Linked DNA regions of Mus musculus: region 2 is linked to region 1. The links are chromatin loops, found by intact Hi-C in ENCODE. Cell type or tissue: heart. All regions are shown on one strand.

What was found. Hi-C counts contacts between places; a loop is a spot of excess contacts. Peaks named below come from ENCODE experiments on the same cell type or tissue, not always from the same donor. Only the 100,000 strongest peaks of a DNase experiment are listed, where the experiment ranks them.
Region 2: a loop joins it to region 1, with 4 times the contacts of the local background. A loop is called at or near these places in 4 of 42 quality-filtered maps.

The regions. Positions count from the first base shown.
Region 1 is chr4:119,232,346-119,234,845 of GRCm38, forward strand. It overlaps AU022252 (expressed sequence AU022252), which reads right to left and starts at 379. Exons shown (of 5, transcript NM_001012400.2): 1 at 238-379; 2 at 9-124. The coding sequence starts at 316. It overlaps P3h1 (prolyl 3-hydroxylase 1), which reads left to right and starts at 570. Exons shown (of 15, transcript NM_019783.2): 1 at 570-1,085. The coding sequence starts at 612. In heart, a CTCF peak has its summit at 1,366; DNase peaks (open chromatin) are centred at 426, 1,246 and 1,396; H3K4me3 peaks cover 2,485 bases; H3K27ac peaks cover 2,245 bases.
Region 2 is chr4:119,179,175-119,181,674 of GRCm38, forward strand. It overlaps Ermap (erythroblast membrane-associated protein), which reads right to left. Exons shown (of 13, transcript NM_013848.3): 9 at 2,192-2,212; 10 at 1,027-1,047; 11 at 899-925; 12 at 783-809. Among named protein-coding and RNA genes, the nearest start is that of Zfp691, 6.2 kb to the left of the region's middle. In heart, a CTCF peak has its summit at 1,331 (motif pointing right); a DNase peak (open chromatin) is centred at 2,407.

The DNA of each region.
Region 1 (2,500 bases):
TTCCTCACCTTCTGCACCTGCTCGGCGAGCGCCACGAGGTCTAAGGGGTCCCCGACCCGGTGGGTGTGGTAGGGGCTCACCAGAGCCAGGCCGCCGGGGGTCGGGGTGAGCTCCACCAGGGCTCCTGCGATACACACCCGAACACAGGCGTAAGTTGAAACCCTCAGCCTTCCGTGAGCCAGCAGGAAAGAGCCACCCGGCTGCGACCTCCTACCCAGGCAACTCAGTCCCACCTACCTCCAGGACCCGCCGCCTCCTTCACCCCCAGATTTCCCGTACCACTTTCGTACCGGCCGGGAACCCCGGGGTCCGCCATAACAGCACCTCGGTCCCACCACCCGCAGGGAGCTCAGTCTAAAGCGCAGGCGCACAACAGCTTGTGGGCGGGGTTTTCTCGTTCTCAGTCCATTGAGCTGTGCGCATGAGATTAGAGGCGGAGCCTCACGAAGAGTAAGTGTTTGGATTGGTTGAAAGCAAGAGGCGGTACAAGTTTCCTTGCCACGAGCTTCTGGACTTGGGGCGTGGCTCGTCTCTGGGCGTGGCTTCTGTGGGGGGCGGGACTCTGGAATGTGCCCCAGGCGAGCAGTCCCGTTAAGTGGAGGAGCAAGGCCATGGCGGTGAGCGAAAGGAGGCTGCTGGCAGCGATGCTAGCGGTCGCCGCCGCCGCCGCCTTACGGGTTGCGGCGGAGTCTGAGCCGGGATGGGACGTGGCAGCCCCTGACCTGCTTTACGCAGAGGGGACCGCGGCCTACTCGCGCGGGGACTGGCCCGGGGTGGTCCTGAACATGGAGCGGGCGCTGCGCTCGCGGGCGGCCCTGCGTGCCCTCCGCCTGCGCTGCCGCACACGCTGTGCCACCGAACTGCCGTGGGCACCGGACCTGGATCTCGGTCCGGACCCCAGCCTGAGCCAGGACCCGGGCGCCGCCGCCCTGCACGACCTGCGCTTCTTCGGAGCCGTGCTGCGCCGTGCCGCCTGCCTACGCCGCTGCCTCGGGCCGCCCTCTGCCCACTTGCTGAGTGAAGAACTGGACCTGGAGTTCAACAAGCGGAGCCCGTACAACTACCTGCAGGTCGCCTATTTCAAGGTGCGACTGGTCCGGAGCCCGGTGGCCGGGAGCGACCTGGGGAACTTGGGGAGCAGAGCAGGGATGAGACGGCAGGGAGGCAAGGGACCTCTTGGCTAGGGAGCTCTTGGCGGACTTTGGGAGCTTCACCCGGTTCTTATGGGCAGATGCTAACCCTAAAGGTCCAGCCAGTAGTGACAGCCCAAGCCAAGAAAAACCTGACCTTTTTCTTTTGGGAAGGCCTCCTAGAGGGAACCGAGGCGGCCGCTAGGGTCTCCCAGCAGTACTTCATTGCAAGTGTCCAAGTGCTTCTGCAACATCTTCCTTCCGGTTCGTTCTCCAATCATGCTTTCCCTGCTCCCTAATCCAACAGCAGCGCTCTTTCAGGACGTGGGATTGCCACGTCGCCAGCAGGGGCTGCCTGGCTCCGCCCTGTGGAGGACCCTCTAGCTAGTATTTTTGGGTTTTTTGTTTTTAAGAAAATGACTGTCTTTTGGGATGCCACAGCGATTTAAGGCCAAGTCAATAAGCGGGCTTGGAACGCCAGCCTTGTCTGCCCGTGATGACTGGTAACATATATTTCCAGGACTCCGTTAAAGCACTTTACGTTTGTTTATTGCCTCATTTGCCCTGATACATACAGTATCCTTTGAGTAAATGATATTAGTCCCATGTTAGGGGGGTGGGCTGCTCATGCAGACTACATAGCTACAACAGTTTCACAGACCTTTCAGTTCTACCTAAAGAAAGACTTAGAGGCTCGTGGGGACCTCAGATTTCTGCTTTGTCCCCTCGGTTCCTTCTGGTTACTGGAAAGCATGCTGGGATGACTGGGTTCTTACTGATTGGGTCATGCCACTTAATAGCACTACTTAAAATTCGTTGCCATTTATTGAGCACCTACTACATTCCAGTTCTTGGACAGGTGGTTAAAATGATTGCTCCTTTGTTTTTCCTTGTGTCACTGCTAGGAGTCACTGTACTAAGGGCTAACAAAAAAGGTTATGTAGCTAAGTTAGGACTGGGGGGAGACAAAGGAGGGAAACTCCAGCTTTGCCTCAGTTAAATTAGGCCTGAGAGAGAGGAGCCACTGAAGAATGGTTATTCCCCAGAGAGGGGAAATTGGAGCTAGAGTGTGATATATCTGGGGCCATGGGGTAGTCCCGTCCGTGACTCCTGCGTGGGGAGACTGGGAGTGACTAAGGAGTTTAGTGAGGCTTCTGCACACCTCAGGCAGCCATCACCAGACCTCATTTTCAGAATGTTAATTCTGGAAGGAGAAATTGGTGGTGGTGAAAACAGGAGAATTAGGAGCCCAGTCCACCAGAGGAAGCTAGGTGCCAGTGCTCAGAGGGAAGAAAGGAAGGGCTGGGGGTGCGTAGCAGAGGAAACAGGAGTAGTCCTGAGTGCTCAGGAGTGTAAGCTGGGCATGGTGG
Region 2 (2,500 bases), 53 kb before region 1:
ACAACTACTTGAGGAGTCACATGTCAGATATCCTGCGTAGCATATATTTACAGTACAATTAGTAACAATAGCAAAATTATAGTTATGAAGTAGCAATGAAGATAATTTTATGGTTGGGGTCACCACAACATGAGGAACTGTATTTAAAGAGTTGCAGCATGAGGAAGGCTAAAAACCACTAAGCTTGTATAACCAGGAAAGAGGGAAATTCAATTAAGAAAATGCCTGTATCCGCTTAGCTTGCTATTGGGTTTATTTTCTTGATTAATGGTTGGTGTGATGGTACTCAGCCCATTGTGGGTGGTGTCATCCCTAGGCAGATGGTCCTGACTGTATAAGAAAGCAGGCTGAAGAAGCCATAGGGAGCAAGCCGGTAAGCAGAATTCACTCCTTCATGGTCTCTGTTGCAGTTCCTGCCTCCATATTCCTGCCCTGGCTTTGCCTGATGATTAACTGTAAGCTGTAAGCCAAATATACCCTTTCCTCCTACGTTAGTTAGCATTGCTATTGCTGTGACAAAACACCATGACCAAAGCAACTTGGGGAGGAAAGGGTTTACTTGGCATATATATATATATATCCTGGGTCACAGTCCTTTAAGAGAAGCCAAGGAAAATCACAGATTTGATCCAACTATGCTACATAGTGACAGTAACAACAACAACAACAACAACAACAACAACAACAAATGTACAGTCTGCATCCAGATGGAACGGGATGAAACCTAAGTGGCAGAGTTTGTGAAGGACGGACTCTGAAATGAGACCGGGTTATTAACTTACCAAAATGTAGCCGGGCTCTTCTCCAGCCTGAAAGGCAAAGAAGGGAGGTGTTAAAGCTGAGGAGACATGGAGGCCACCCAGAGACCAGAGCCAAATCCCGGGAGAGAGCATCTCACCTGCATTGGCCGCCGCTCTTTTCAACTCTGGGGAAGAAGAAACAGGGGTGGGGGTGAGCTGTCTGCCTCTGCACTTACTGGGCAGGAGATCTAACAGTGTGGACATGATAAAAACACGGGTCACTTACTCAGTTCACTCCGGAGTTTCTCTGAAGAATAAAAACAGTTGGACATCAGAACAAGGTCAATTACCCACTCGCAAGGCTTTGTCCCTCACACCCACATTCCTAGAGCAGATAAGAAGCAGCTACGTCCTAGGACTTCCCCATAATGTTGTCTGCACTGGTGATAGCTCCCAGCTGTGGCCTGGGGGTCCCCAGAGATATGACAGATGGTCCCCAAATTTCTATGTGATCCAAACCTTTAAAAAAATGTATGTATATATTTTGTATGTATATAGTGTTCTGCCTGTATGTTTGCCTGCATGCCAGAAGAGGGCACCAGATCTCATTATTGATGGTAATGAGCCACCATATGGTTGCTGGGAATTGAACTCAGGACCTCTGGAAGAACAGACAGTGCTCTTAACCTCTAAGGTAAATCTTATCTACAGACCCAATAAATATTGCCTGTCTCACCTGTAGGTGACAAAATAAGGGTGTGAAGACATTATAGAATAAAATATAAGTTTATTTAAAACTATCACCCATTCTCTTGTTAGCATGTATATTTTCTCTGTGTAAAATATATAGATTTGTTACATATCTTCAGGTTTGTTTGTTTTCTTGTTTTTTGTTTTGTTTGTTTTATTTTTGAGGTAGGGTCTCACTCTGTAACTCTGGCTGGCCTGGAACGTGATAGACAGACCAGGCTGGCCTTGAACTCACAAAGATTTACTTGCCTGCCTCTGCCTCCTGCGTGCTGGGATTAAAGTTGTGCACTATTATATCTGGCAGGATTGTTGTTGTTATTATTGTTATTAAATGTCAAAAATTGGTTCCCAAAGACGAAGTGACTGAGAATCCAGAGGACTGTGTCAGATTCACGTAGAGACTCAACTGTTCTAGATGCTGCCTAAGGTAATACGAGGCCTGAATACAAAGGACTCCCAGATGGCCTCAGCTTCGAGAGACACACATCTTGGTAAAACAGTTCCCACTTAGAGGCTATGTAAGCGTTATGCAGGAAACAGATACAGAGAGCATTCACAAAGGGGCTGTGAAGAGCCAGGAAACCTCCTTGTAGTTCAATTACTCTATTCCCCCTACCCAAATAATGAAAGTTGAGTCACTCAGCGCACAGCAGAGATGGCCGCAGAAAGCAGGAGGTGCAATAGAACTCAGCAAAACTTACTGAGGGCTTTGTGGAGTCTTCCTAAAAAAAAAAAAAACAGAGAGAGACGGAGAGAGGAGTGAGCAACTAGAGCCTCTCCCTTCATCTCTGCGGCCATGGAAGGCCTACCACTCCACCACCCCACAAGTTACGGAACAGGGCTGCTTCCAGCCGGATCCAACCCCTGGTTCCCAAGGTCAGACTTGGGAGTCCAAGGGAGCTTTTACAACTTTCCTGATGGCCAGCTGCCCCAGACTTTCGTTCCTCTTTCCAATCGTATCTGTCTGGTCTCACTTCCTCTGTCTGTTTCCATATTTGCATGTGCGCTTG